Regions from separate parts of the Mus musculus genome. Here region 2 is linked to region 1. A link is a loop called in an ENCODE intact Hi-C map of the cell type or tissue named here. Cell type or tissue: gastrocnemius. All regions are shown on one strand. Links, peaks and the distances in the headings refer to the core of each region. The heading gives the core; the rest is flanking DNA.

Evidence for each region. A loop is a pair of places that touch in the nucleus more often than their neighbours do. Peaks named below come from ENCODE experiments on the same cell type or tissue, not always from the same donor. Only the 100,000 strongest peaks of a DNase experiment are listed, where the experiment ranks them.
Region 2: it touches region 1 in a loop (2.4-fold over the local background); 4 of 42 quality-filtered maps call a loop at or near these places.

Annotation. Positions count from the first base shown.
Region 1 is chr11:79,797,341-79,813,738 of GRCm38, forward strand. LOC108167852 (a long non-coding RNA gene) reads right to left here. Exons shown (of 3, transcript XR_001780102.1): 3 at 12,892-12,934. Among named protein-coding and RNA genes, the nearest start is that of 9130204K15Rik, 8.8 kb to the left of the region's middle. In gastrocnemius, for the core only: no CTCF peak of the experiment used is centred there; DNase peaks (open chromatin) are centred at 5,456, 5,862 and 9,037; H3K4me3 peaks cover 637 bases; H3K27ac peaks cover 3,946 bases.
Region 2 is chr11:79,875,122-79,891,519 of GRCm38, forward strand. No RefSeq gene overlaps it. Among named protein-coding and RNA genes, the nearest start is that of Gm24454, 10 kb to the right of the region's middle. In gastrocnemius, for the core only: no CTCF peak of the experiment used is centred there; no DNase peak of the experiment used is centred there; H3K27ac peaks cover 2,673 bases.

The DNA of each region.
Region 1 (16,398 bases), core at 4,775-12,774:
CCCACACAGTAGTGTCATCTGTAAACCTCAGCACGTCTCCTAGGATATGGGAAGGGAGACAGGAGAGGAGATGGACGTGTCACTGGAAGTTCCTGGCCAGCAAGTCTGGAGTCCACAGCAGTGAACAAGACAGACCCTGTCTCAAACAAAGTAAAAAAAGGGCTGACAGCCAAGAGTGTCCTCTGACCTCCACACATAAGCTGCAGTGTGGCATGCATGCATGTGTGCATACGCTTGCACACACACACAAACAAATGAAAAAATGAATACCAAAATGACAGAATGCAATGATACATACAAACCTTGATCAAAGAAAGTCGATGTGCAGTATACACATTAGCACACTTAGTTTATCTTTTTGAGACAGGGTCTCACTGTGTAGCCCAGGCTACTTTGGAACTCACTATGTAGACCAGAGTAGCCTCAAACTCACAAAGATCTGCCTGTCTCTTCCTCCTGAGACCTGGGATCAAAGGTGTATGCCACCTTTGTTCATTTTACTAATATCAGACACAAATACTAAAGCCAAAAACCCAAAACCTTACAGAAAGATGCAAGAGCATCCCTCCAAAACAGTGAAGGGTTTAATTTACTTATAAACCATTAATTATGAAGTATATTTAAAAACTTAAGGAACTGGAAAGGAAAATACAAATTTTATTCATAAAAGTATTCTAAGAGGAGTTGGAGGTGTAGTTCAGTTGCTGCCCAGCATAAGTGAAACCCAAAGTTTGATCCCTAGCACCCAATAAACTGGCATTCTGGGGGGAGGAGGCAGAAGGACCAGAAGTTCAAGGTCATCCTTGGCTACAAAGCAAGTTAGAGGCCAGCCTGGGACACTCTTTAAAAATAAGTAAAAGGAAATATAAAAAGAACAGAATCTAAGGGATCTCCAGTGGACTAGTGGGTCGCTAGCTACAGTGGACTAGTGGATCGCTAGCTACAGTGGACTACTGGATCTAGCTACAGTGGACTAGTGGATCGCTCGCTACAGTGGACTAGTGGATCACTAGCTACAGTGGACTAGTGGATCGCTAGCTACACTGGACTAGTGGATCACTAGCTACAGTGGACTAGTGGATCGCTAGCTACAGTGGACTAGTAGATCGCTAGCTACACTGGACTACTGGATCACTAGCTACAGTGGACTAGTAGATCACTAGCTACAGTGGACTAGTGGATCGCTAGCTACAGTGGACTAGTGGATCGCTAGCTACAGTGGACTAGTGGATCTAGCTACAGTGGACTAGTGGATCTAGCTACAGTGGACTAGTGGATCACTAGCTACAGTGGACTAGTGGATCGCTAGCTACATTGGATTAGTGGATCTAGCTACAGTGGACTAGTGGATCGCTAGCTACACTGGACTAGTGGATCACTAGCTACAGTGGACTAGTGGATTGCTAGCTACAGTGGACTAGTGGATCGCTAGCTACAGTGGACTAGTGGATCTCCAGCAGTTTGCTGTTTAGACCAGGGCTGGGGAGAGGGAGCCTCGGGAAGTAAAGAGTTTGCTTTGCAAGCATGGGGTCCTGAGCTCAATTCCCAAACCCGTGTGTAATAAAAACCTTAAATTATTTCAACAAAGAAAAAAAGAACATGTCGGCCTGGTGAGGCAGGCCAGTGGGGGAGCATGCTTGCCACTAGCAACCTCAGTTGGCCATCCAGAAACCGCGTAGTGGGAGAAGAAACTAATTCCCGCAAGTCGTGAGTTGGATCCCAGACATTGGACAGTTGGAGATTGACTTTTGCTTTTGATTGTGACTGTGCCCTGATATTTTCCCTCTTGAAGGAAGAAACTGTTTTAGTGGAGCCCACAGTTAAGAGACTTTTAATTGTAAAAAGACTTTGGATTTTAAAAAAGATGGATATTGTAAAGAGATTGAAATTTTAAGAATATGTAAAGGCTGTGGGACTTTTAAAGTTATTTAGATCCTCTGACCTGCATACATGCAGCATGACATGTAGATGCCTGCCCCAAACCAAGGGAACTTTAAAAAAAATCTTTAAGTGAGGTTGGACAATATTACTAGATGCAAAACATACATGTTAAAGACTACTCACCCTGGTGTATCCTGCGACCAAAAATGTAGAGAAGTATTCTTTAAAATATCATTTACAAAAAAAAAAAATAGTGTCTTGTGGCCTAATTCTAAATCTCTATAGAGAGACATTTAAGGACTAAAACGGGAGCTGGGGAGATGGCTCAGTGGGTAAAGGCACTTGCTGCTGAGTCTGACTACCTGAGTTCCTGGAGCCTACATGCACCAACCATCCTCAGTGAAGTTATCTGCAATGGGTATGCTGAACTCCATGGTGGAAGGAGAGAGTTGGCTGCTCCTCTGACTTTCACACAGGATCCTGGGAGATGCGTATGTGGGTGCAGTCCTCTTCCCAACCCCCGAGAACATAAAGGGTTCTCAAACTTCTAGGGTAAGACAATAAACCAGTTAAGAATGAACAGCAAACACAGGCTAGGCAGAGTGGCCCATGCCTATAATGCCAGCACTCTGGAAGCTGAGGCAGGAGGACCACAAGCTTGAGGTCAGCATGCTACATAGTGTATAGGGACACTTTGTCCTAAAACAAAACCATGGGGGAGATGAGGAGGTGGGAGTGGTTTGAACAGGTTTGTACAGGTTTGAACAGACATTTCACCAGGAAGAATGAATGGAAATACACACCTGAAAATAAACTCAGTGTCACTATGGAGAAGTTGGCATGCGTGCCCTGGGGAGGGGCTGCTAACTAAAATGGGAATGGGGTATTCCCGCTACTGGCTATGCCTGCCATCTTTACCGGAGTATTGGTTTCATGGATAAACGCATATGTCAAAAAACACTGAATAGCAAGCTTCAAATCTGTGCTATATGCTGTAAGCCAATCATGCCTCATTAAAGCCATTTTTTTTTTTTTTACAAAGATTCCAGTCAAAACAGAAACCTACCATGTTTGTGGGCTGGCAAACTCAACAGCTCCCTCAGTTTGATTTATAGACTGAAGGCTGGAGAATTCGGTTGGCAAAACAGAAAGTTACTATAAGTCTGCAGTGTGCTGTGTTCTCAGGGCCTGACCAGCGAGCAACCAAGAAGCAGCGGTCCAAAAGTAATCATGCTTTAATGAACACCTGGTATATGACAGAGACGGGTCCAAGGCAGGGGGCAAGGGCAGGCTCTGTGATAAACAGTGGTGGGACAGGCAAGCCTTTGTGCAGGAAGGCGACAGCTGGAACCCTGCCTCCCTCACGCCTTAGACAGATCAATTCCAGGGTCTGGAAAGGAACTCAGTGGTAGACCGCGTGCTTAGCATGCTCTAGGTTCAGTCCCCAGCACCAAAACTAACCAAGTAAAAGCAAGACAACAGTAACCGATCTCAGGGAGAGTAAGAGCTTAAATGTCAGAGGCTACGCTTTCGGTAGGTAATATAGAGTGTCCTCGAGATGTCCAGGTATAGAAATAATCCATGGAGACATAAAAGTGCATTAACAGAACATTGAGTTCAACTATGTAGAGAGAATATCGTGTATTGTATGGATGCACCACTTGTCAATCAAAAAGCCCAAGGCCTGTGGCTCAGACAGGAAATAGAGGCAGGGCATCTGGGGCAGAGAAAGGATTCTAGGATAGAGCCAGGTGCAAGGAGATTCACTGGAAAGGTGTGACAAGATGGATGCGTGGTATCTGAGCACAGGTAACCAGCAACGTGGCAGAATGTAGGCTAAAATCAATGGGATATTCTAAGTTAGATTCAGTCAGAGAAGAGCCTAGCTATACGGCCAAGGTATTTGTAAATATATTTTAGTCTGAGTCTTATTTTTGGGAGCATGGGGTGGGAGATAAAACACATGCTGTGCAGTCAGGAGGACAGAAGTTTGAGTCCCCAGAGCCCACATAAAGAGGCAGCATGGCCACACACAGGTCTGTAACCCCAGCACTAATCAGTGGTGTTGCTGAGGACAACTAGCATTTACTGGCCACCAGCCTTACTCTAGGTTCCACGAGAGACTCTTGCTCAAAGGAACAAGGCAGTGAGGGATAGAGTAGGTCACTTGATGTCCTCCTCTGGCCTCTGTACACATGCGTGTTCATATACATGTCAAATAAAACTAAAAACATTTTAAAGAAATGGAAGCTGGGCATAAGGGCACACACCTTTAATCCCAGCACTTGGGAGGCAGAGGCAGGCACAGAGAGTTTACACAGAGGTTTGCATAGAGTGTTCCAGGATAGCCAAGGCCACATAGAGAGACTCTGTCTCAATAACAAGGAAAATCATGGAACGCAGAGCTGGGAGGATCGTTATAAGCACTTGTTGCGCTGGCTGAGGACCCGGGTCTGATTCTAAGGAGTCAACCATCTATAACTCCAACTCCAGGGCGTCCAACACTTTCTTGTGGCCTCTATAGGCACCAGGCATGTCATGGTATATATACATACATGTAGACAAAACTATATACTCATGATAAGATTATAATTTTTAAAAATCTTAAGTGTTCTTAAAAGATGACATGTTATACATGAGAAAAATTAGCACCAGCAATTCTATTCAATAACACAGATAAGGCTCATGAACATAATTTGAATCAAACAATGACTGTAAATAATGCATTTATTATATTTGAATTTCTTTTTAAATGTGTGCATGAGCTGGGCATGGTGGCAAGCACGTAATTAGCACTTGGGAGGCTGAGGCAGGAGGATCACAAGTTAGAGGCCAGACTGAGCTGTACAGTGAGCTCTGTCCAAACAAACAAACAAACAAACAACAACAACAAAACAATGTGTGCCTCTCTCTGACTCTCTGCATACTGGGAAGACTTCTGATAGCCCAAGCTGTCTGACATACTCCCACCAACCAGATCATCTGCTGCATCTTGGGATGCCCCGGTGAGCCCGTGCCTCTGTCTCAGCTACTCACTCTCCCCTATTCCCATGACCTCACTGGGACCAGCCTTCCAGGGCAAACCCAGTGCTACCCTCCCAAGTGTGGCTTCCTCCGCGCCCGAGCATTATCCGAGCCCCAGCTGACACCCAGAGCTTACTTAGGGCTCCTCTCTTGTCCATTTGGAATTCAATTCCCAGTGCTGGTTACCTGCTTGGGCCTTCACCTTGCTTATAGCATCCCCAGCCCCACTAGGCCTGACACATGTACTGGAGGCACATAATAGTTAAGAGTAACTAACAATAATAAAATACAGTTCCTCTAAGAAGCCAGCGGCATGAAGTTTGGGAGAGACAGCTGTTAGGGACACATGTGTGATTCTGTTTGAAACTCACGACAGAAATAGCCTAGCAGAGGCAAACTTTGCATCTAGATACTTGGATGCTGGGAAGGGTCAGACACGTGCAGAATGACGAGCTAGTGCAGAACACGCATGGCATGTGGGGCCGTGTAAACACATGGAGGACCAGGTCAGAGAAGGACCCTCGGGACCTGTCCCCAAACCACCCCAGGGAGAGGCATCGCCTCACAAAACCAACAAGGATAATGGGATGGGGTGCCGGGGAGGCAGATGAAAACTCACAGAGGTAGCCAAGGAGTGAGGCCTCCTCCCCGCCTCCCTCAAGCCTGAGGCTGCATCTTTAAGCATCCGTTTGCCGCAGCAAGCCCGCCGCAGACCATAAATATTTTTCTATTGACTTTTGTTTTAGTCTTTAACAGTATCCTATGAACGATTTCAATAAACAGTGAGAGGCAGAGAAGGGGAGAAATCAGAGCACCAAATAAATCTTTGACATGTGAAAATGAGCTCCCGCCTTCTCTGCCTGGGGCTGCAATGAGGAACAGAGACACTGACAATCCGCAGTGCACAAACCAGGCATGGATGTGGCCACTGGGACTCTGCCAGCATCTCCAGCTGAGTGGAAAGGGAAGGAAGCTTCCAAGAGGAGGGAGCAAGGCCAGCTGGAGGGAGAAGGAGAGAGAGGGATGAGGCTCAGCCAGTCTGAGGCTATGGCCTTAGAGGCCCTCCGTCCTCCCTTGCTGGGATGTGATACTTGAACAGGCTGAGGCCTTGACTGTTGCCTTCTGCTTTCCCCAGTCCCTAGCTGCTCATCCTGACCCGTGGTTTCTATGCCTGTAGTTCGTAGATAAAAGTAATGTTGGCCATACAGGGCTGAGATCGGCATTGAATGAGATCATCCATGGGCAGCTGGGAATATGGTCCACCTGGTGGAGTGCTTGCCTTGCTTGCAGAAAGTCTTGGGGTTTAACACCCAGCCCTGCATAAAACTTAGCTTGGTTGGTGTACAGCTGTAATCCCAGCGCCTGGGAGACACAGGCAAGAGGATCAGAAGTTCAAGGCTACATAGCAACTTTGAGGCCAGCCTGGGCTACATGAGACTCTCTCTCTCTCTCTCTCTCTCTCTCTCTCTCTCTCTCTCTCACCACAGACACACATACAGAGCAGGGTGATTATTCACATAAAGTCACTTGACACAGGTTTGCAAAATCTCAAACCTTGAATGATTTTATAAGCAGGGCTTTTGGAGAGTCTGCAAATTGCTCACCCCACAAAGATACCAAATAACTCTACCTCTCTATAAAGACTTATTCCCTTCCAATTCCTTTCATCAGATGCCCACTTTCCACTCTCCCAAAGTAAATCAAATTCTAGGAAAGAGGTTGTCATAGTTATGAACTTGAGTGACACTATTTATTGTGTACAATGGTCCTCAAATGCTGGAGATTGTCAGCCCAGCTCCTGGGAGGCAGATGCATCCTGAAAACAAAGCACACGTGGCTGGAACAGGGCTCAGAGACAGACCTGATTCTCACTGCCTCTGGAGCCTTCAACAGGATACCTAGCCTTTTGGAGCTTCCTGTTGCGCATTCCTAAAGTGGGTGTGGCTACACCACCATCACTATTATTGGGAAAGGCAAACAAGACACAAGATGAAGACTGAAGCAGGTACAGCTTAGCCATGAAGAACAAAGAGAGAGAGAGAGACCTCAAAGAACCAGGCCTTGGATTAACAGGACTCTCAGCTGGGTCTAACACATAGGCATTTAAAGGTAATGATACTTTTAAAGAATCCTACAGTTCTGAAGCACTCTTTTTTTTTTCATCATACTGTACCCCAGGCTGGCACAAAGCCACTTACATAGCCCAGGCTGGTTTACATACACTGTGTAGCTGAACTTGTGGCAGCCTTTCAGAGGTGCTGGGATTGCAGGTCCGAGTCACTCTGCCCCATTCTCCTAAGGACTTGTGCATGCAGGGCATCACGGAAGCTTCTGAGACTCAGACAGGTCATGAGACTTGCTTCAGGTCACAGTGTAAGTGGTAGTGGCAATGCAGGGCAGACACTAGCCTTGATTGTCATATTCTCCTCTCTCTGTCCCTCACTCATCTCAGAGGCTGGGGCTTTATAGGCAACTCCAGGGGGAGTCCAGATCCCTGGCTTCCACAGGAATCTGTACTCACATGTATGTGCTTGTAATGTGCACACGCAAAGACACTAAAAATAAATAAATATTAAAACAAACCAATGTTGCGCTACCACATAGGCCATCCAGCAGGTATACCATAAAAGCTTCCTTGATTGCAGCTTACCCCTCAGGCAGCCAGGGTGGACACTCCAATCCGCTCTCATTTGTCAGCGACAGTCACAACAACCGAAATGTCTTAGTTAGGGTTTTATTGCTATGAAGAGACACCATGACCAATGCAACTCTTCTGAGGGCAACATTTAACTGGGGCTGGCTTACAGTTTCAGAGGTTCAGTCTGTTATCACGGCAGGAAGCATGGCAGTGTCCAGGCAGGCGTGGTGCTGAAGGAGCTGAGGGTTCTACATCTTGATCCTCAGGCCGCAGAAGAGGACTGTTCACTGAGTCAGCCAGGAGTGGGAGCAGGGGGTCGGGTCTCATCTGAACTGGGTGGAGCATTGGAGGAGACCTCAAAGCCCGCCTACACAGTGACACACTTCCTCCAACAAGGCCACACCTCCTAACAATGCTACTTCCCATGGGCCAAGCGTATTCAAACCGCCACAAGAAGGTCAGAGGTTTTGTAAAGGGAACTTGTTCTCACTGTTCAGCTGTCCAGAAACCAGTTGGCATGAGTCATTCATTCACTCACTCACTCACTCAGTCCTTCTGCCTCCATGTAAGTACTCCATTGTGAGCACAGTCTGGAGACAGACAGACAATAGCCCCTGACTTCAACTAGGGGAGACAGATGAGGAAACACAGAAGCTACATCTTCCCTCTAGTACCAGGGAACCCCAGGCCCTTGGAGCAAAGAGGCTGGGACATGAGGGTCTTCCTGTCAGGAAGGAAAGCCTGCTGGAAGTCCTTAGCTTTTGATGTGAACAGTGTTAGCTTCCAGGTCATCACTCAGCATGGCAGCGCACGCAGATGGCTTGTGTGTCCCATGTCTAGAAAGCCATCCTGTGCTATCTGCTTCCTCACTGACAGCCTTGATGCTTCCACTGACCAGACACTGCTCATGGGCCAGGCTAAAGACCAAACTTCAACCTAGCAGGAATCGGGCTTATGACCAATGCATCTCTGCCACCAACTCTGTGTGACCTGGAGTCATGCAATACTCCTGAACTCTCGTTTCTTTCTCCCATAGTATGGGCCTAGTGCAATCAGGGAGAATGAGGCAGCTGGTGCCTGTGGCAGCCACTGTTTTTGGAACCACCAGTCTTCAACCTTTTCTGAGGCTCCGGGGGCTTTCCCACACTAGAAGTTTGAGAGATTCTCTGCAGCCAGAGGCAGCTGATGAGTTAATTCTTAAGGCTGTCTTCCCATGGGGAGTAGAGGCAGGGCAAAGGGCAGGCCTAGAGACCTCTTTTGGAAATGACAAGATCATTTAGCAATCAATTAGCTTGGTCCCCAGGCTCAGGGCCTGCACGCCTGCCTGCTAGCAGAAAGAATGCGCTTTATATACTGATTGGAAACAGATGTGCCGGTGAACAGCGCTAGCCAGGCTGGGCCTGAATTCCTGGGCACCCGGCTGCTGGCCTGGAGATGGGGATTTGTTATTACATTCTGGGCACCAGCGTGGGGAGGGAGGCCAAGGCAACCAAGCTAAGAGAGCAGGCCGCCTGGAGAACGTACCCCTCGCAGGACCCCGGGCATGGAGGAGGGAGAGATGTTGACTCTGTCAGCAGTAATCTGGGATAAAATTAGTTCAGCCAAATACAGACTATGACTTTTGACCAATGGATGCCAAATTCCAAACGTGAGACCAGAGAGGCGTGAGGAAATGAGTGAACCGGGCACTAAGCATAGAACCGAGGACCCTGGAGTCCCTGCTGCTTTGAAGCCATGCCCCATTTCCTAGGCTTCAGCTGTGTGGAAGGCGCGCCTCCAAGTCCTTTTACACAGGATCCCATTTATGAACTACAGCCATGCTGGGATTCTACTTTACGGATGAGAATATGAGAGAATGGGGGCGGGGCGGGGAGGGGACCAGAGGGGTGGAACAAGTTACTGAAAGTCACACAGCAAGTGCAGAATCCAGTTCTTGAACCTGCTTTCAAGACTCTCAGGTGAAGGGATGAATTCCACTTCTTCCTCCTCCTCCTCTCTTAAAGAATGGAATGGGAAGGCTGAGCCCCTAGACTCCAGCCCCACAGTACTCAGAGAGCTCACTACTGTCCCCAGCGGGACTCATCAGCCTTCATCAGTCAAACCCTGCCAGCAACCAGTGGCTCATGGACTCCCCAGGCTGCCAGATCTAAGCTCACCCAGCTCACCGCCAGCCACAGTTTCCTTCCTGTGAAGACCGAAGTTAGGCGCCTGCAGGTTTGGGGCTTCCCCAGGATTCCTGGTTTGACCGGCTGGATTCCCTTTCCCTTGTGTAGTCTCAGCCTGCCATTGTGACCCCATCATTATTCTTTAAAGCGATTGATTGAGCTTCTGAGCGCTCTGGAGCGTGCACTCGGGGAGCGCCTCTCTGCCAGCTGGGGGACCTCAAGTTGTTACCAACCCCCTTCTCTGGATTGCGTCCAGCTCATTCGTGGGCCTGAACGTGGGTGTGGAGCCAGCTGAGCATTTCGTTTCCCTTAGCACAAGATGGAATGTTGTTTAAGGTAATATTTAAGGCAGCTTGCCGTTTTAAGAGTGATACACGCCCACCACAGGAGAAGAGAGCGGAGTAACTCAAAACTGCCTTCACAGGAGGCAGTTTTTCTTACTTTACAACCCTTGGTTTGTTTGTGGACTCTACAAAATGTCACCTACCATCTAGGAGTTGAGGCCCATATTTATTTATCCCCCCCCCTTTTTTTGTTTGTTTGGTTTTGGGTATTTAGAGATAGGGTCTCTCTGTATAGCTCTGGCTGTCCACTCTGTCTGGAACTCTCTCTGTATACCAGAATTCACAGAGATCTGCCTGCTCCTGTCTCTTGAGTATTGGGATTAAAGGCACATGCCATCACTGCCTGGCTTTGTTTGTTTTTGAGATATGTAGCCCAGGCTGACTTCAGACTCCTTATATAGCTAAGGTTGGTTTCAAACTCCTGATTCTCCCATGGGCCCATGGTTCTAATTCCTCATATAATACTTAATATTGCCTGCTGGATAGGGGACTCTCCTAGGGGACAAACCTCTGGGGATGTCTGAATGGTAGTTTCTAGACTGGGTTGATTGACAAGGGAAAAGGTCACCCTAAATGTGGGTGTCACTATCCTGTGGGTGGGGTCCTGAGATGTATAAAGAGTTAGCGGAACATCTTTGTTCCGTTCCCTGCTTCCTGACTGCAGAAGCAGTGTGACCAGCTACCTCAAGTTCCTGTCACCATGCCTCGTCCAGTGCAATGGACTGTAACCTTAAACTGTGGGACAAAAGAAGCCTCTCCCTACCTTATTCCTCTTGGGTATTCTGTCACAGTAACAAGGAAAGTAAGGTGTGTGTCTTGTAATAACATCAAGCCGCTCACACTCTGGGTAGCCACACACACCTCCACTTTAACGGGCAAGAGACAAGGTTGCCACCAACACACAGACTTTGTAGAAGCATGTTTTTATAACCAGAGAGACTTCCAGTTTTTTTCAGCCCAGCACAGACGTGATCCTTCTGTCCTAACCACGAGTAAAAAGCTGAACAAAATCAACTTTTTTGATTCTATCTAAGAAATGACGTTATAGGGCAAACTGCAGCTCCCCAAATTGGAGAGAGGCGGGTCCAGAATTGTCAATTAACCCATGCACAGACAACTCTGCAAAATCCAGTCCTGGGGTGGGATGAGATAGAAAGCAATTGACGCTTGCCACATGTATATGAATCTGAGGATGGAGACCCCAGGGGGCTTGGTCAACTGACTCAGAAGCCCTCAGACTTCTGCAAGTTCTCCTAGGGGGATCCCTTTGAGCTTCCAGGAGTGGGAAAAGGAAAGTGGCCACTATGAAATATGCCAGAATGGGCCGAGAGAATTGGCCCAGGGATTAAGAGCACTGGCTGTTCTTTCTGAGGACCCAGGTTCAGATCCCAGCACCCACACAGTGCCTCACAACTGCCTATAACTCCAAATCTAGGGGGAATATATATATACATCTATATGTGTATATAGATGTAGATATATCTTCAGGCTGGGTATAGTGGCACACACCTTTAATCCCAGCACTTGGGAGGCAGAGACAGACAGATCTCTATGAATTCAAGGCCACTTAGTCTATATAGTGAGTTCCAGGACAGCCAGGGCTACATTGAAACCCTATCTTGTGCTCCAGCCTCTCCAGAGCCACAAAGCCTGTGCCTATCTTAGACTTGAGACCCCCAAACAGCAGGCTGAGGATACCTTTTATCTTTATAAGTTAATCACCTTGGGTATTTTGTTACAGCAACGCAACGCTCATTAATACAGTGGCTAAGGACTCTAATGGGAAAGCAGAGAACCAATAAGACTAAATGGCTAGCATAAGTCAAGACATCAGAAGTCCAGGAAAAAATATTTAACTGCAGTATTCATTTCTGTTAGAATATTTCTTTTTTTAAGAATATTTCTTAATCTTTAGCAGAAAATCAAATACAAATTAAATTTGTTGCCGACAGACGACCTTGTCAGAAATATTCAAAGAATTATTCAAAGAGAAGGAAAAGAACAGCGATCAGAAGCAGTATTCACACATAGAAAGCATGAACACGGGGGAAGAAAATACACAAAGGCAGAGAAGAGCCACAAATGACATCATAGCTGGGCTACATATGACATCATAGCTGGGCCATGAATGGCATCATAGCTGGGCTATACATGAACACCATAACTGGATTACACACGGCATCATAGCTGGGCCACACATGACACCATAGCTGGAGAGGTGCATAGGTCATCCTTTTCAGTTGCTAGAGGTAAAACGAGTCCAGAGAAGATAGATGTACAGGATCAGTGCCTGGCCAGCAGCTAAAGTCTTCTGGTTCCCAGCTCAGGGCTCTCTCCACTGCCTCTCTATCCTGCCCAGACTCTGTCCAGCTCCCAGATAACCAGGGGAAGGCTCAGGTTAAGGCCAAGGTTTGCTGTTCTTTGACAGCAAGAAGGAGTAAAACTAGAGCAACTAGCTCTTATAAGAGTTCAAATCTAACATAAGAAAAGGAAGGAGTGGCGATCCCTGCATGGCAGGCAGGACACATAAAAGGACACATGGAAGCACACAGAGCATTTCTGTCCTCGTTGGCCTTACCCTTCTCCACCTTTCTCTCTCTCTCTGTCTCTCTGTCTCTCTATCTCTACACACACACGCACACACGCACGCACACACACACACACACACACACACACACACACACACACACACGCCACACACACACACACACACACACAATCTCAGCTTCTATCCAGGACTGTTCTGGAATCGCCAGTCTTGTAATTCTGGGGTCAGCGACTTTGGTGTCCAGGAACCTGAAGAAAAGAATGGCAGGTATAACCAACGCCCAATACTCACCAGAGGGTTCTGCCTCGAGTGATCGAGTGATATGAGGGCTAACCTGTGGAAATCAACAACGAGTGAGTGAATGGTACCCACCTAGAATTCACCAGCACCAATCTTCTGGACACTTCAGATACTTCCTGGTTCTGTTCCAGGCTCCCCACTGGTCGGATTTACTCTTTCAACTCTTCCCACCCTCTTTTCTTGAAAGCTTATTGTGCATGAGGCTCTGTACTGAGCACCCAGGGAAGGCCAAGAAGTTTGAGGATCTCAACCAACAGGAGAAACAAAGAAAGAACCAAAGAGCAAAGTGTTCATTTACAGCTATGCCTGGGGACACAGGCCTATAATCACTGACATTCGGGAGTCAATCTGAGGCAGGATGATCGTATGTTCAAGGCCTGTCTGGGCTACAGACTGACTTCAAGGCCAGCCTGGCTAGTTTAGTGACATTTTATCTCAAAAACAATAGGAGGGGAGGGAGAGTAGAGGGACGATTCAGTGGGCAAACTGCTTGCTACACAAGCTGAAGGCCTGAGTTCACATACCACCACCCATGTAAAAGCCAGGCATGGCAGAACGCACTTATAACTGTTACCCAGCACTGAGGAGCAGAAAGAGGAGGGTCCCAGGGGCTCACTAGCCAGCCTGTCTAACCAAAACACTAAGCTCCATTCATTGAGAAGAAACCTTGTTTCAAAAAATAATGTGGAGGTATGACTAAGGAAGACATCCCGTTGTCAGCCTTGGGCCTCTGTGTATGCCTTCAGGGAAGAGCACACATGCACACATCTACACCATGCATTCACCCACACGTACACACACACGCACACACAAAATATATGTTTTAAGTAAAAAGAGAGGTCTGGGGAGGTAGCCCAAGGGTAAGGAGTCTCCTACCATGTTCAAGGCCCTAGGTTTAAGTATTAAAAGCATTAATAATACCTTCTCTAGTCTCTGACATTAGGATAGGAAAAGGGTCAAAATGTTAAGCCAAAAAAAAAAAAAAAAAAAGAAACCATACAGGAAAGTTATGGTCTTAGGAATATGACTCATTTACCTGAAACACACAAATAAAAACGTAAACAACCTGGATAAAATATGCATTAGTCTGATGGTAGTTTCATCTACCCATGGTCAAGCATGCTGTAAAATATTAAATGGGGACGCCAGCAAAGTGGTGCCGCAACGATGGGCAGTGAGCCTACCCAGGGGAACTAGATACTCAGCATCCGCGTGGCAGAAGGAGAGAACTGACTCCTACAATTTGTCCCTTGACTTCCGTAGTGCTCTCTGGCATGTGTGCGGGCATACAAGTGAAATGTATGAAAACTAAAATTGTAACTAGAAAACTCCAGAGACAAACAATTCAGGCATTTCAAGCTGCACGCTCTGCCGAGTGGTGTGATAGAATCTCAAAGCCCCTCCTCAGCCTTCTTATCCCTTTCTGTATCTTAACAGCACTGTCTGTATACGCTACGTGACTGTTAGTCATTGAATATTGCTTATCAGATGGCTGTGACAGTATCAGTGAGCTGATATGCAAGCCACCCGTATTTTACTTAATCACAGCCCCAAAGCATAAAAGTGGTGATGCTGGCCAGGATAACAATGTGCAGAGAGAGTATGCCAAAGAAAACTGGCATGCTTCCTGTGAGTGAAAATGTGACCGTTCTCATCTCTGTAAGGAAAGAAAGAAATGTCAGCTGGTGTCGCTGAGATCTGTCTCAGAGCACAAGGCAAGTACATGGGTGAGATGGGAATGGCATTCAGTCTGGAAGTGTGGGTACAAGGGAAAGAGTCACCTGTACACAGTGCTCAGTACCATCTGAGGTTTGTTATATCCCACTGGAGTCTGGAAGAATTCCCCATGCAGGTAAGAAGGAACTAGGGAAACTGATTTACTTTGAAACCCAGAGCTAATGGCTCAAGTAATGAAAGCTTCAGGGACCAAAGGAGGAGAGAAAATTAAGCACACAAGATCATGAAAAATAATAATGAGGTATTCGCACATGCCTTTAATCCCAGTACTTGGGAGGCAGAGGCAGGCAGAACTCTGTGTTCAAGGCAAGCCTGGTCTACAAAGCAAGTTCTAGGACAACCAAGGCCACATAGAGAAATCCTGTCTGAGAGAGAGAGAGAGAGAGAAGAAGAAGAAGAAGAAGAAGAAGAAGAAGAAGAAGAAGAAGAAGGAGGAGGAGGAGGAGGAGGAGGAGGAGGAGGAGGAGGAGGAGGAGGAGGAGGAGGAAGAGGAGGAGGAGGAGAAGAAGAAGAAGAAGAAGAAGAAGAAGAAGAAGAAGAAGAAGAAGAAGAAGAAGAAGAAGAAGAAGAAGAAGAAGAAGAAGAAGAAGAAGAAGAAGAGAGAATGAGGCTATTTGGAGAAAAATCAGCTTAAAGTATTAGGAATGTAATTTAGAAGTCTCTGGAATTAAAAAACTCAGTAAGAGTTGATCTGATTGGATGTGGCAGAAGCTGCAGCAGGGAAGACAGCTCTTAATAATTTTACTTACTGTATCTTGTACAATAGAATATTAGAATAGCAGTGCCCTATTATAAATTGTATGTCTTTTTTAGATGAATATTTCAAAGACAAAGAAAAAAGAAGCCAGGTGTAGTGTCATGCCTGTGGTCTCAGCATTTGGGAGCCTGTGGGTAGAGAAGGTCTTTAGAGAACAGTCTACATAACATAATAAAAGTTCTCATTTTCAGAAAGAGTGAGCATGAAGAGAGAATGAAAAGGAGGGATGGAGGGAGGGACAATAAGAGATGAGGAAGCAAGAGGGAGAAGGAGAGAAAGAGGGAGGGAGAGGCACACAAGATGTAGTGTTTTTTCCAGCTCTTCCAAACTGATGGCTAACCCTTCATCCTCCATGGTCATCTGTGTGGGTAGGACACTGATTCATGGGCCCATGGTTTGTCTAAGCCAGGATGGTGAAATGTTAAGATTAGGAAACTATAATGTTAAAAATAGTATGGTATAAGTTTGGCAGGTGACACAGATGGATAAACTGGAGGAATGGCACAGAAACAATGGTTTTGTGGTCTGAATGCTTTTCCAGAATTTGACGCTGAAATGCTTACTCCCAAGGTGAGGCTATCATAAGGTGAAACCTTTTGTTGTGATGAGGTCCTAAGAGTGGAACCCTTACAAATGGGAGCAATGCCCTACTTACAGAGGCCCCAGAAAATGCTTGTGTCCTTTTTACCAGAGAAGGAGATAGCACAGTCTATCTTCTATTCTTCTATGAATACAAGCTAGCCTCCACAACAGAGGAAAACACACTTCTTTTCTTTCTTTCTTTCTTTCTTTCTTTCCTTTTTTTTTTTTTTTTTTTTTTTTTGGTGTTTTGAGACAGGGTTTCTCTGTGTAGCCCTGGCTGTCCTGGAACTCACTCTGTAGAGCAGGCTGGCCTCGAACTCAGAAATCTGCCTGCCTCTGCCTCCCAAGTGATGGGATTAAAGGCGTGCACCACCACTGCCTGGCTACACTTCTTTTCTTTACAAGCTACCTGATGGTTACAG
Region 2 (16,398 bases), core at 3,921-11,920, 77 kb after region 1:
CTGCAGGACCTGAGATAAAGAAAATGGGCTCCTCAGGAAATGATTCTGCCTATTTGGTTGTATCTTTGAATGATAGACCTAAGCTCCGCCTTAAGATCAACGGAAAAGAGTTTAAAGGCATCCTTGATACCGGAGCAGATAAAAGTATAATATCTATACATTGGTGGCCCAAAGCATGGCCCACCACAGAGTCATTTCATTCATTACAGGGCCTAGGATATCAATCATGTCCCACTATAAGCTCTGTTGCCTTGACGTGGGAATCCTCTGAAGGGCAGCAAGGGAAATTCATACCTTATGTGCTCCCACTCCCCGTTAACCTCTGGGGAAGGGATATTATGCAGCATTTGGGCCTTATTTTGTCTAATGAGAATGCCCCATTGAGAGGATATTCAGCTAAAGCAAAAAATATCATGGCAAAGATGGGTTATAAAGAAGGAAAAGGGTTAGGACGTCAAGAGCAAGGAAGGACAGAGCCCATATCACCTAATATCTAATGATTGGGCAGTTTTAGTTACCTCCTTTTCAGGAAAAATAGATAACCATTATCCAAAACATCCACTTTTACAGTTTGTCCAAAATCAATCTGTTGTGTTTCCACAAATAACAGTAAGAAACTCACTTAAAAATGGGATTGTGGTATATACTGATGGATCAAAAACTGGTATAGGTGCCTATGTGGCTAATGGTAAAGTGGTATCCAAACAATATAATGAAAATTCACCTCAAGTGGTAGAATGTTTAGTGGTTTTAGAAGTTTTAAAAACCTTTTTAGAACCCCTTAATATTGTGTCAGATTCCTGTTATGTGGTCAATGCAGTAAATCTTTTAGAAGTGGCTGGGATGTGAATAAAAGTTTCCGGGATTGTGCGTTACTTCCATTCAGTATGAGAAATTTACTAGGGCAGCTAATTTGTTAAAAGGTCTTTCTCAGTATATGTTACAGAATTGGACGGCTGAATTTGAACAGACCCTTCGGGAATTGAGACTTGCCATCATTCAGGTCAACTCCAAGCGCTTGGACCTGTCCCTGATCAAAGGATTACCCAATTGGATCTCCTCAGCATTTTCCTTCTTTAAAGAATGGATGGGGGTGGGATTATGTGGAGATACACTTTGCTGTGGATTAGTGTTGCTTCTTTGGTTGGTCTGTAAGCTTAAGGCCCAAACTAGGAGAGACAAGGTGGTTATTGCCCAGGCACTTGCAGCTCTAGAACATGGTGCTCCCCCTGATATATCTATGCTTAAGCAATAGGTCGCTGGCCATTCAGCTCTTGCACCTCATTGCACGGGATAGAGTGAGTGTGCTTCAGCAGCCCGAGAGAGTTGCATGGCTAAGCACTGCAGTAGAAGGGCTCTGCGGCACATATGAGCCTATTCTAGGGAGACATGTCATCTTTCAAGAAGGTTGAGTGTTCAAGTGTCCTTCCCCCAGGAAAAACAACACGGGACCAGACCAGGACCCCTCTGGGTGATGAGCCTGGGAGGAGGTTATGTGTACGGCTCCTTTACCTGCACACTGGGGATTTGACCTCTATCTCCACTCTCATTAATATGGGTGGCCTATTGCTCTTATTAAAAGAAAAGGGGGATCTGTGAGGAGCCGCCCTCACATTTGCCATTATAAGATGGCACTGACAGCTGTGTTCTAAGTGGTAAACATAGTCTGCACACATGCAGGGGCAGTTTTCCCACCATGTGTTCTGCCTTTCCCGTGATGACAACTGGGCCGATGGGCTGCAGCCAATCAGGGAGTAATACGTCCTAGGTGGAGGATAATTCTCCTTAAAAAGGGATGGGGTTTCGCCATTTCCCTTTCTTGCTCTCTTGCACTCTGGCTCCTGAAGATGTAAGCAATAAAGCTTTGCCGCAGAAGATTCTGGTTTGCTGTGTTCTTCCTGGCCGGGCGTGAGAACGCGTTAATAAGATTTATGTTTATGTGTGTGTGTGTGTGTGTACATGCCTGTATATGAGTGTGATTGTGTGTGTGTGTGATTGTGTGTGTGAGACACATGTGACCCCCCACATTCACACACACGCACGTGCACACACACACACACACACACACACACACACACACACACGGAAGTCAGAGGACAGCTTGCAGGAGGTGGTAATTTTCTTTTTTACCCTGTGTTTCCAGGGATCACACTCAGGCAGCAAGCACCTTCGCCTGCAGAAGCATCTGGCAGGCCTCACAACTTCTTTCTTAGCCCTCCCCCACACCACGACACACTCCAGCCAGTGTAAACACTTGCAGTTCTCTGAATTCACCAAGCTCATTCCTGCCTCTGCACTGAAAGTTACTTCCCTCTGCCCTCTTTTCTGGCAGATTCTGCCCAGTTACCTCCTTAAGGCCACCTCCTCTGGGAAGCTTTTCCTGACTGCAGGGAACTGTACTGGGGAGCTCTCCTCACATTCTCCCCCACACTGCTTGAGAAGTATCTCACCCCCTCCCCCTCAAGGCAGTGAGCCCTAGGAAAGCAAAAACAAGATCACTTCCCAGCTCCCAATACCTGGCACAAAGTAGACACTCAATAAACACTTATCTGTCTATCAAAGCCCTAAATCAATGAATATAGTACAGGCTGAGTTCTAGCAGCCAGCATTTATATCTGCTTTCAAAACCCATATCCTTGTGTTGCCCCGTGACTCCTGGGCAGGTTGGAGATGTGCTTAGTCTTTGGAAGGTTGTCCTCACGCCATGGTCATTTTTTAAGGGTTGCCTCTCTGCCGTTCCCCTAACGCATGCTTTCTAAAATGGCTGCACTCAGGGAATGCTAAGGCTGGTCTTACCCCCAGAGATTCCTATTTAACGGTCAGGAGGATAGCAGGGCTCTCTGGGGGATTGTAGTAGAGTTTATCATCATACAAGGCTGCGATGCTCCCTCTGCAGTGTGGCTCCTATTCACCCTTCAAAACTCAAGAGAAATGTTACCTCCTGAACGAAGTCTTCCCAAGACAGAACAGAATCCACCCCCTCTTCCCTCCCTGCAGGTTCTAGATCGGCACTTGTCACCCTTCATCCCCAATGCCTAGCACGGCATCTAACACCCTGAGATGCTCAAAGGACTCTGAATGGACAAATATGGGAATGAGCAAGAGCCCTGTGTCACTCTGGCTAAGGCTGAATGCTGGCCTGCACTGGGAAAAGAGGAGGAGTCTGAGTTATGTTCTGGAAGAGCTCTGCAGGCCTGAGGTCATTGCTGCAATACCAGAAATTACGACACCCCAGCCAAAGCGAGGCATGACCATTAAACAGAGTTCTCTCCTTGTACTTCGCTGGTTAGGCTTGACAATGCATTATTAAAAAAAAAAATACTGAATAAATAATGAAACGATGTCCCAGGAACCACGATTGAGAAGGGCTCTGGTGGCCACTTTTCAAAGCAGAAGCACAGCTGTTCCCTGGGGCAGGGACAAGTCCCTTTGCCCTGTCCTGGATATGTGGGAATATCCTGGACACTCAGGAGGGCTGGCTGTACAGAATATGACCTTTGGCACTCAGTGGTTGGACACATGTCCTCTTTATAACAGTAGAAATACAATGTAAATCGCTTACATTGTTGTTAATTTATTGTAGCCACATTTTAAAAGTTAAAAGCAGCAGGCAGTGGTGGTGCAGGTCTTTAATTCCAGCACTGGAGAGGCAGAGGCAGGGGGACCTCTATGAGTTCCTAACTGCCCTGTTTTACATAACAAGTTCCCAGGTCAGACAGGGCCACATAGTGACACTCTATAAGTGAGACTCATTCAAGCTCCTGTATAGAGAAGTGGCCCATTAAGAGGCTTGACACCAATGCCTCCTCTAGGGTGATGTGCACCAACCCCATACCTGGCTTCGGATTTGGATTAAAGTCCTCTAGTTCTATGGGATCCATCTCATCAGTCTCTCCCACTTCCTTCCTCTCAAGAAGTTGTTTCCAGCAAAGATAGTTTATAGAAATTTGTATTTTTAAAGCTCCAAGACAGGCTGTCTTTCACAAGAATTGGATTCATCCTGTGTTGTAGGTAAAGATCGATTTTGAAAATGTTCACAGACTGTGTTCTCAAAGTGCTTGAAATCCCAGCCCTGGAGAGGTGGAGACCGGTGGATCCCCCAGCTTGCTGGCCAGCCAGCCTAGCCTACTTTGTGAGTTTCAGGCCATTCAAGGACCCTGTCAAAAAAAAAAAAAAAAAAAGTATAAAACTTTTAAAAGTGGTTGGTTGTAGAGATGGCTCAGCTGGTAAAGCAACTCGGAACCCAATTCTGGTGCCCTGAGTTCAGTCCTGGAACCTGCAGGAAGACAGAGGACGGAAGGCGAGTGTTAGCTCCACAGAGTTGCCCTGTGACTTCCACACACGTGTGGAGGAGCACACAATAATAATAAATAATTGTTTAAAGGTGGGGAACACCTGAGGAAACGACACCTAAAAATGATTATGATTATGACAGTTTCACTGGTGACTTCTGGGATATCAGAACCCAAGGACACCTTTTTTTTTTTTTTTTTTTTTTTAGTTTTTGGAGACAAAAACTAAACTAGTTTTCTCTGTATAGCCCTAGTTGTCCTGTAACTCCTTCTATTGACCAGGCTGGCCTCCAGCTCAGAGACTGTCCTGCCTCTGCCTCTGGAGTGCTGGGACTAAAGGCATTTGCTGCTGCCACCTGGCACCAAGGGCAACCTTTTAAAAGATTTTTTGTTTCTTTGTTTGTTTATATGTGTGTGAGTGTTTTGCATGTGTGTATATAAGTGTATCATGTGTGTGGGGTGCCCTTAGAGACCAGAAGAGGGCATTATACCCCCCAGGACAGTGGTTCTCAACCTTCCTAATCCTGGGACCCTTTAATTCCATTCCTCATGTTGTAATGAACCCCAAGCATAAAATTATTTTGTTGCTACTTCATAACTGTAAGTTGCTACTGTTATAAACTGTCATGTAAATATTTGGTGTGCAGGATATCTGATATATGACCCCAAGGGGGTCACAACCCACAGGTTGAAAACTGCTGCCCTAGGAAGAAGATAATTTTTATGTTAAGAAAAAAAATCCATGGATAGGACTCTTTGTGGTAAAGCTATACAGTAAATGTTCCTGTAATTATAAAGACAACTCAGACAGCCATGGCTCCCGGGAACCAACAAGGCCAGAAGATGCCAAGAGAGCGTGCTCGTGTAAGTAGAAAATGCCGCTTAAACTTGGCCTGGCTTTAGACCACCATCCCATGCTAGAAAACCATCTCTTACACTCAGGGAAATGAATAGTTGCATACAGGTAATGCTCTAGAAGATGAGAAACTGAGGCAGGCCTGGGTTCCAACTAGACCTGGAGAAGAGAGTAGGAAGAACCCAGCCAAGCTTCTAGAACACACTGCTAACATCCCCCTGGAGGAGCTGTGCATCACTGAGGCTGCAGAAGCTGAGGCTGGGTCCAGTGAGTTTTGGGTGGCAACCATACTGTATTCTCAATACAAAAACACAGCGTGGAGAGGGAACAGTTGTTCCTCTACCAGGAGATGTCTCCATCCTAGCCCTAAGAAGGGATCAGAATGTAGACTCGGGCAACAGAAATCCACTGGAAAGGGAAAGTGGAACCCTGCTTTCTGAGCTGCAGGAGTCAGAGGCATGGCCTGGGCAGAAGGCAAGCAGGCTCTATGACATGCCCACCAGCTCATGTCAAATCCAGGATGCCGGGACGGCAAGTGACAACAGGGGTGATCAGCTGAGTGAATACGTAATCCCTGAGAGAGTTGCGGACATGAAAGGAAGACACACATGAACTAAGACACAGTCTGGATGCTAGGAATGTGACGATCTCTCAGGAACTACCCACTGAGCCCGGGCTTGTTTGCACCCTTCCTCTAGCCTGTGGGTCTTCAGAAACATAATGCTTTCTTACCTTAAGTCTCCAAGATAATCCTGGCGCAGAAAAGACAGCTCAGTGAGAAGAGCCTAAAGGCTATAGACCTGAGTTTGAGCCCCAGGGACACACATGGTGGAAGGAAAGAAGCAACTCCTAAAAGTTGTCCTCGGATGCATGAAGCATGGTATGTGCCCACCCACTGAGCCCATCCCCACCCCCACATAAATCAATAAGTACATAACTGAATGTTTAGGGGGGTTGTTTTTGTATTTGAGGGAAAGCGTTCAGTCATCACAACCTACATGAAGTGAGAACAGGCATAAGTCTGCAGAGAAAGCCGAAGCTGAAGCAAGAGGCCCTCGTGCCATAGAGATTCCCCGTCCCCTTTCTCTCTTTGGTCCCTTTCCAAAGAAAGGGACACCTGCTCTGGATCTTTAAATGTGCCTCTCCACAGAGCACACCTCCAGAGACAGCACCATTGAGAAGCCAACAGAAAGTTCTAATGAAAAAGACAGGGCCTGTGCTGGTGAGATGGCTTAGGGTAAAGGCGCTTTCCGCCGAGCCTGATAACCTGAGTTCAACTCTCTGAATCTACATGACAGGAGGAGAAACGGGACTCCATGTGTTGTCTTCTGACCTGGACACACATGTGACAGCAGGCGGGTCACAGACACGCACACACACACACACACAGTGTAGTTTTAAAAATCATTTTTAAAACAAACAAACAAAAAACAACCAGCCGGGCGGTGGTGGCACACGCCTTTAATCCCAGCACTTGGGAGGCAGAGGCAGGCGGATTTCTGAGTTCGAGACCAGCCTGGTCTACAGAGTGAGTTCCAGGATAGCCAGGGCTACACAGAGAGACCTCTCTGTCTCAAAAAAAAAATGGGGGTGGGGGTTGGGGTGGAGGGTGGTAAGCCTGGTGTCCAGGCAAGCACTACAGTTAAAGCAGATGTTCAGGAATAAAACCGCGGATAGGACAGCCCACCAGGATGTTCTTCCCAGCTGTGATCTGTCACAATTAATGAAAATGACCCCAACAGGGAGGAGGAGCTAGCTGTATCTCAGAGCATTCCCTGCCTCGAGTGAACAGACAAGAAAGGAGCTGGGACCTGACCAGTCCATCGGAAGGAAGTCCCCAGCAAGGATGTTCTGTCCACAGCACTCACAGCATTCACAGGACCCACAGGACCCTCAGCACCCACAGCAGACACAGCACCCACAGCAGCAGACACAGTACCCACAGCAGACACAACACCCACAGCAGACACAGCACCCACAGCACCCACAGCAGACACAGCACCCACAGCACCCACAGCAGACACAGCACCCACAGCACCCACAGCAGACACAGTACCCACAGCAGACACAATACCCACAGCAGGCACAGCACCCACAGCACCCACAGCAGACACAGCACCCACAGCACTCACAGCAGACACAGCACCCACAGCAGACACAGCACCCACAGCACCCACAGCAGACACAGTACCCACAGCAGACACAGCAGACACAGCACCCACAGCACCCACAGCAGACACAGAACCCACAGCAGACACAACACCCACAGCATCCACAGCAGACACAGAACCCACAGCAGACACAACACCCACAGCATCCACAGCAGACACAGAACCCACAGCAGACACAACACCCACAGCATCCACAGCAGACACAGAACCCACAGCAGACACAGAACCCACAGCAGGGGGATTCAGGTAACTGTGGCCTCTGTTCTCTGGCAGCTTCCTAATAAAATGCAGGCATGGTTCTAGTGCCTAGCTAGTTAAGAAAAAGGAATTCAAAATGGACATAAAACAAAAATATATAAAAGGAATATCTATGATATAATCATGAAGCAGAGGCAGGAAGATCTCTATGAGTTTGAAGCCAGACTGGTCTACATAGCAAGCCCATGGCCAAAGTACATAGTGAGACCTTGCGTCAAATAAAGAAAGGAAGAGAGAGAGAGAGAGAGAGAGAGAGAGAGAGAGAGAGAGGAATCACCCACACTGAACTGTGCCAGGCACCTGGATGCCTTCATGTGGTCATGAGAAGCCTCACCTTGCCACTGGGAGCCACCACCATGAAAGGTAGTTGCTTCTACTGCCATCTATATTAGCAAAGGACCTGCTGTATATTGTGCCTCTGTGTAATCAAGGTCTGCATGGCTGCAGCTAATTGACTAAGCCTGGTCCCAGGCTTATGTCCTGGCCCCTGAACGGCCAGGAATGTAAAGTCTGATGTCCCCGCTGGAGTGACTGATGTAAGAGGAATGTCCCTGGAAGGTTACAGTGTGGTGGTACACATCTGCGAACACTGAGGAGAAGGCACGGAAGGTGCAAATTTGAGGCCAGCCTGGGCTACACAGTGAGTTCCAGGTCAGCCTGGGCTATAGAGGGAGACCTTATCTTAACAAAGAAACAAACAGTGGCTTCGTGGATGGTTCAGAGGACAAAGTGCCTTCTGCACAAGGACACTGACCTGATTTGGATCTCCAGCACCTGTGTAAAGAGCCAGGTGTGACAGTGTGTCCCCTCCAGTTCTGGGGGTGGAGATGGGGACCCCTCAGGTTTACTGGCCAGAAGTCCAGCCAAGATGACAAGCCGTTTCAAGTAATAAAGTGGAGAAGTGACTAAGGAAGACACCCAACACCAATTTCTAACCTCTACACACGCACATGTGAGACCCCGGCTTAAAGCATTTCTCCCTGAAAGGTAGAGCCCCTAAAGCATTTCCCCAAGCTTGTTTTCCCTGGTCTTTAAAAATACAGCTAGAAAGAAGCTCTTTGTTCTCTATAGCCAGCAAAAAGCCTTTTAGTTTCTATACTGTACAGCCAGAGATGCCTGCCTTCCTGTGCGAAGGACACGGAGATAAAAATTCAGAAAGAACTCATTCCCCACTCCTGCCTTGTAAATTTCACCAAGGACACCCAGAACTCTTCCCAACTCCTCCCAACTCTCCTCCCAACTCCTCAGCTAGTTGTTAAAAACCCCCTACTGTCACCGCTCCGGTCGAACTCCCCTGCCCTGCCCTGCGGAGGGACTTCGTCCTCAGCTAGCTGATAATAAAACCTCTTGCAGTTTGCATCAGGTGTGGTTTTCTCTCGGGTCACTGGGGTGCTGGCCAGCTCATCCCGGGACTTGAGCGGAGTTCCAGCTTCGGGGGTCTTACAGAGAGAGAGATAGAGAGAACATGCACACACAAAAATAGGGGACATTACATTACAAGGTGACTCAAGTTCATAGTGGAGATAGTGTGCTTAATACCACTAAACTGTACATTTAGAAACCGTGAGAGGCTAAAAAGGCAACTCAGCAATTAAAAGTACTAGCTGCCCTTCCAGAGGACCCAGGTTCAATCCTTGTGGAGTTATAGCCATCTGTAACTCCAGTTCCAGGGGATCTAATGCTGTCCTCTGGTCTCCTCCAGAAACATTCACAGCACACAGAAAATAAATGCAGGTAAAACATCCATACACATAAAACTAAATAAGAAAAAATGTAAACCAACCTCTCCCCAAATTTTAATGAAAAAAACAAACAAACAAACAAACAAAAAACAGTTAAGGCATACCTCTTGTTGTTTTGAGACAGAGTAGCCTTAACTGTCCTGGAAGTCACTTCATAAAGCAGATAGCCTTAAACTCACAGAAATCCTCCTGCCTCTACTTCCCAAGTGCTGGGGTTAAAGGCATGTGCGGCCATACTGGGCAGTTATGTTTATTTTAACACAACTAAAACTTAACTGAATAAGCAACAAGACCACATGGGACAGCTGTAAATGTACCTCAGTGAATCTCAACAACCACTTGGAGAGTAAGATAATAGAGGAATTAGGCAGGGACACTGGATCCCTAGACAAGCAGGGGTCAGAGACATCGGTTAGACTTGCTCAGCTTACTGAGTGTCTTCTGTGTACCTTGAACTTTCTGTCATCATAACTCACACGAGACGACCGTCATTACATAATTTTACCAAGTTAGTAGTGACCGCCATGCTCACACAGTGTCCACAGGGCTCACCTAATGTCCACAGTGCTCACCTAGTGACCTCAGTGCCACCTAGTGTCCTCAGTGCTCCCCAGTGTCCACAGTACTCAGCTAGTGTTCCCAGCGTGCCTGATGCTTTCACTCAGTCTCACCACAACCCAGGAGGAGGACCATGGCTCTGCTCAGAAGGCACAGCTTATGACCCTGAGGGGAAGGGGTCAGAGTTCGTCCACAGAAGCATAAAATGAAGTTAGTGGGTTCGAAGTAAAGATCTAGAAAAACCTACAGAAAAATGGTAAAGAAGAGCCTTCAACCCCAGTGAGATGGTTCTGGGGGTTAAAGGTGTTTGCCATGCATGTCAGGTGACCTGATTTGAATCCCTGAAATCCACAGGAAGGGGCAAGAATAGAATTAACTCCACAGACTCATCCTCTGACCTCTACGTGTCTGCCACAGCACACCCACCCATGTATAAGCACCATGAACACATACATAATAATATAAATTTTAAATTAAAAAAATTTTAAAGAAGAGATCTCAGCACATTTATGTCTTTGTTAAAGATTTATTTGTTTTTTTTATTCTATGTGTATGGGTATTTTGCCTACGCGTATGTATGTGCACCATGTGGAGCCTGTAGGGGTCAGAAGAGGGCATCAGATCCTCTGGAACTGGAGTAAGAGATGGTTGTGAACCACCTCGCAGGTGCTGGGACTAAACCTGGGTCCTCTGTTAGAGCTGTAAGTTTTCTTAACCACTGAGTCATCCAAACCTTGTACTTAGGTTTTGGTGACCACAGAAATGAGGTGTCTGGAACAGAAGGGTATGTGAACATATGGGATCTATACCTAGTCAAAACTAAAACAACCGGCCTACAACCGGCCTACAACCGGCCTCCATCCCTACATCAGGAAGTCTGACAGTAAGCCTCCTCCCTTACCATATATAGTCATGAGGGAAAACACGAAAGGCAAACAGAGTAGTCACTGAAACACATGCGCAGGAAGCAGTCATTCCAAATGGGCCCACACAGAGTCCGGGAAGCTGCAGCTTAGGAAGGCCTTGGGAGGACTTTAGACTGCAGTGTCCCAGGGGAGGACCTAAGAGGACGTTAGCCTGCAGTGTAAGCTGGAGTCACGGGGTATATCATCTGAAGCTCATATAATAAAGGATTAACTTGAACCTGCTCACTCTAAGGAATGTGTGGGTCAGCCAACACCTGTTGCATCTCTCACTGATGTGGACCAAAGTCTGTATGGCTGCCCAACCATGCGCTCGAGTTTGCTTGTTTATCTACGATCACACCTGCTCTGTCTGGAGGGAAGCCCAGGCAGACTAGGGTGACAGTTCCCCGTTTCACAGTTGATTCAGATTGGGCAGAGGTTGTGTGTCAGGCCCAAGATTGCACGGAGCTAGCAGGCAAGGAAACTGGGATCTGGACCTCACCACAGGAGAAGGTATAAGTCCCTGTTCCAACCCTAGCTAGCTACATACCCGCAACAAGTTACAAGTTCCCTTAGCTGGTCTGACCATATCTGCTATTACTAAAAAGGTGGCCAAAATGTCAGCCTACCAGAATAGTTGAGAAAGTTGGAATGAAGCTTATCAAGTGTTGGCCAGGGACCCAGCTCCCACTGAGGAGGGCTGAGGAACAGGGTCATGTGGTTACCACTATCAAACATAAACACTATTTTTTTTCTTTCTTGGGAAGTCTTACATAGCCCAGGCTGGCCTCTAACTTGCTATGTACCCTGGAGGAGCTTTGTCTGTGATCCTCCTGTCTCTACTTCCTGAGAACTGGGATTCTGGGCTTGCACAGCTACACCCAGTACTGGGGGTAGACCCAGGCCTTCCTATATGCTAAGCAAGCTCTCTACCAATGAGCTACAGCCCCAACTCCCGGCCACAGGTGTACGATCTTGCTGTTCTTCCTCCAAACTCCATGCCCGCAGCCCACGTGAGGGTTGGGGTGGGAGGGTACAAAGGATTAACCTACCAAGGAAACCCAACTGTCTCTATCAAGGGTAAGTCTGTGTGCATTTCCTCCATGGAAATACCAATGGCAGCCATGCAGAGTAGAACAGGATGAAGGTAACCCAGCTCTGTCCTGAAAAGGGCCTGCCTCAAACTCTGTAATGAGAGCTCCCTCCTGCCCTGCCCTTTTTTGCCTTCCACCAGGGAAATGGCTGACTAAGCCAGTAGCTCTCAGCTTTGGCTGTACCCTGTCTCCTGAGGCATAGCTAAGAGATCAGGTTTGCAACTTGAGCATTAGAGGGCACAAAGGGGTCCCCAGGGTGAGAACCCCACACTTGGGCAGAGTTGAAGTTCACAGCCAACTAGATAGAAGGGCGAAGGTGTGTGGTTTTGGGGGGGGAGGGTCAGAGAACTAAATGGGCCTTTGAGGGCAATGATGAGGGCTAGATAGAGTATATACCCGAGGGTACTAGCCCCTCAGAAATCATGATAGAAACAGGAGAAGCTCTGCCTCTGACCAACAACTGCAGATGTCAAAGCAGACCTCAGATGTCAGGAAGAAAGCACCACCTTCAGCTGGAACCATCTCCCTCACTGTCAGACTCAGGGCAAGGCCTTCACAGCCCACAAAGAGACCTCTGGGCCTTGGGAGGCAAGAGCCGCAGCCATCTGCAAACAGTGTATTGCCATTTTGGATATGAAGTCGGATAGCCAAAACACATTAGTATTTTATTAGCAACCCCTAAAAGCTCCTGCAGTGGCTGGAGTCACAGCTCCAGAGGACGCTAGTTTCATATATTTATTTTATGTGTTCAGTGTGTGATTTGCACTAGCTGGCATGGCAGGACACTCAGCACTAACGCATTTTTACTGCATTACTGTGACTTCCCACATGATTCGGACTTTATCGACTGCTTGTACAAGGTCTAGACAGCAGCCACGGGGCTCCCAGGGGCCCCTCTGCTTTCCCTGTGTATCTGCCCATCTCTGCTATTGAAAGGCTTCTTGCCTTGATGTGGCCTCTTCCATATCCAATCTTCCCTCTCTTCTCAGAGTTTCTTTCTTCTATGGCTCCCCAGAGTCCTTCTGTCCATCTTTCTTCCTTCTTTCCTTCCTTCCTTCCTTCCCTCCCTCCCTCCTTCCTTTCACTCAAGCAGAGTCTCATCTATAGACCAGGCTGACATCAAACTCTTCCCATCCTCCTGCCTCGGCCTCCCAAGTGCTGGGATTCTATCCCTACCATTGTGGTACTTCTTAAAACATTTTTATACTCAGTTAAGAAATCTTCAAATGTATAGTGTGTAAGTAAAATCCCATGAAAACACAGTTCTTAGAATAACATTTATGCTGTGTATTAAAGTCAAAAGTGATAGTCTGTTAGATATTGTTAGATATAAAATTCTAACACTGTTTGGGACATAGCTCAGTTGATAGAGTGCTTGCCCTAGCAGGCATGGAGCCCTGGGCTCAATCCCAAATGCTGCATGAAGAAGTCATGTGTGCCTGTAATCCCAGAACTCCCCAAATTAAAGTGGGAACTGAGTTCAAGGTCAACCTGAAATATCTGAAACCCTGTCAAAAGAAAAAACGGAAGGAAAGAAGGAGAGAGAAACAAGGAAGGAAAGAAGAAGAGAGAAACTTACTAACTTTTTTTTTTTTTGAAATAGTGTTTCTCTGTATAGCCCTGGCTGTCCTGGAACTCACTTTGTGGACCAGGCTGGCCTCAAACTCAGAAATGCACCTGCCTCTGCCTCCCAAGTGCTGGGATTAAAGGCATGCGCCACCACGGCCAGTGGTACTAACTTCTTAAAGATAACTTTAAAACTTAGAAATGCAGAGCATCTCACTGGCAGCCACTGGGGCCTCTGGGAAGCAGAGGCCAAGCAGGCATCAGTAGTGGAAGATCTATTGAGGACAGTGATGTCAAAAACAAAGGAGGGGGGAGTGCAGGGAAGTGGCCGCGCACATGGTTAGTCCCAGAACTTGGGAGGCTGATGCAGAGGGGATCTCTATATGTTTAAGGCCAGCCTGATCTACAGAATGAGTTCCAGGACAACTGGGGCTGCCCAGTGAAACTCTGTCTTGAAAAAAATGGAAAAGGAAAAAAAGGGGGAGGTGCAAAGTGGGACCCAGGAGAGAAAGCACACTAGATCTGATCCTGTGGAAGGAAAGGGGTGGGGTTGGGGGAGCAGGGTCAGGGCTGAGATAAGATGCAGAGCTCCCACAGCCTTGGTCAACTAGAGGCTGCTAAGATGCTTCATCCAGAGGCTCTCATCCTGGAAGGAGGGCCGAGCACCACTCTTCTATGGCTCCACGTTGCTCCCACCACCTCCTGCCCATTTGTGGTATTGTAGGCTTTGACCTCCATGTTACAATCACCTCCATCTCCAATCGGTCCAACCTTTATAAGTCCTAAGTTTACTAAATGCTATTCTATTCTTCACCTGGATCGATCACCATGCCCTGAACTCAAGGGAAATGCAATTAAACATTTCATAATTAACTGACAGTCAGTACACTCATACTGTACATACATTGTGACATACAGTACAATAACTTTTTCTTTCTGTTTTTCTTTATATTCCAAAATTTAGATGATATAATAATAATATTTTATTTTTAATTAGAAAATTATGTAATGGATATTTTAAATCAGCTTTTATAGGCTGGAGAGATGGCTCCGTGGTTAAAGAGTACTTTCTGCTCTTCCAGAGAACGGGAATTCAGCATCTACCCTACTTGGCCAGCTCATAACTGCCTATAATTCCAGCTCCTGGGAGTCTGATGCCCTCTTCTGGCTTCCTCAGGCTCCCACATGCTCACAGCATACACACCCAGAGATATACCCATATACATAGGCATACACACTGTCCATGACCCGTCCAAGATAAAGTGGAAGGTTTCTGTTGTATATATGAGGGAGTGTGGAGCCAAAGGGATCTGAGGAGTCCAGAGCAGGGAAAGAAACACAATAGAAAAACATGGCCAGCAGACTGGGTATGGCCATGGGGAGTGGCGGTGTGTGTGAGAGAGAGAAAGACAAAGCGTGTGGACAAAGGAGACTGTACTGGCTGATCTTGTGTGACAACTTGACACAAGCTGGAGTTATCACAGAGAAGGGGGCCTCCCTTGAGGAAAGGTCTCCATGAGCTCCAGCTGTAAGGCATTTTCTCAATTAGTGATCAAGGGGGGAGGGGCCAGGCTATTGTGGGCAGTGCCATCCCTGGGCTGGAAGTCCTGGGTTCTATAAGAAAGCAAGCTGAGTAAGCCAGGCGAAGTAAGTCAGTAAGCAGCATCCCTCCATGGCCTCTGCATCAGCTCCTGCCTCCAAGTTCCTGCCCTGTGTGAGTTCCAGTCCTGACTTCCTTTAGTGACAAACAGCAGTGTGGAAGTGTGTCTTGTGTCTCTCTCCCAGAAGAGGAAGCCAAGGCAGAAGGAGAGAGGAGGCCTAGGCACCAGGCAGTGGTCCTGGGATCCAGCTCAGGTCCGGGTCAACCTGATCTAAAGCCAGTAATAGCATTACTGTATTTCTTATTCGGAAGCTTCCTTCCCAACCTGCTTCTTGGTCATGATGTTTTGTGCAGGAGTAGAAACTTTGACAGAGGAAGACCAAGAGAGTGTGTAAGAGAGAACTGAGAGGAAGACAAAAAAAAGAGCACAGGATCAAAATAGCGAGAATGGAAAAAGAACAAGAAGCTGGGGAGGGGAGGCCGTGAGCTGGAGAAGTCTGAGGTAAAGGGCAGGGTGAGAAGAGCCAGGATGGACTCAGAAATGTGCAGCAGGTTCTGGTGATACCAAGGAAGCCTGGATGCCAGCATGTGCTTTGATGTGCTAATGGGCACCACAGATACCATTTGCCCCTTGTGCCAGGAAACTGGCTCCCTTGGTAGTTCCTGAGGCATACTGGCGTTTGTCTAACCACCAGGATTTGAGGAAGGGAACTGTACTTTGGACCTGACTCACATAAATAAAAATAAATTTTCAATCTTTCATTCTCTCTCTCTCTCTTTCTCTTGCTCTCTCACTCTATGTATAGTCATATGTTTGAATAACAAAAAATTACTCAATTTGCTGACTCAACAAATTGCTTCCAAATAAGAAATACAGTAATGCTATTACTAGCTTTAGATCAGGTTGACCTGGGCCTGAGCTGGATCCCAGGACCACTGCCTGGAGCCTGGGCCTCCTCTCTCCTTCTGCCTTGGCTTCCTCTTCTGGGAGAGAGACACAAGGCCTTGCAGCTTAGCACTGTTTCCTTAGCGTGAAGCAGTTACAGACTTCTGATGTAGCCACATACAACGTTAAGACAAAAAGAATAGGCTGTGGGTTTTATTGCAGAACTTAATTTTCTCATCAGTGGTCACTTTCTGGACTAAGATCGATCGCACAGCCCAGGGATGCCTCAGCCAAAAGAGGATGTTGTGAATCCTCTTTAGACTTAAGCTTCCGAGGGCAGGGACTGGAGCATTAGACCTTTAGTTCCTAACATGTGTCAGTCAGAGGCATGCAGGACTTTCTTCAAACTGCATTAAAGACACTGTGAGCAAGAGCGAGCTTGGTATTGACTCAGAGTAGAGCACAGAAGG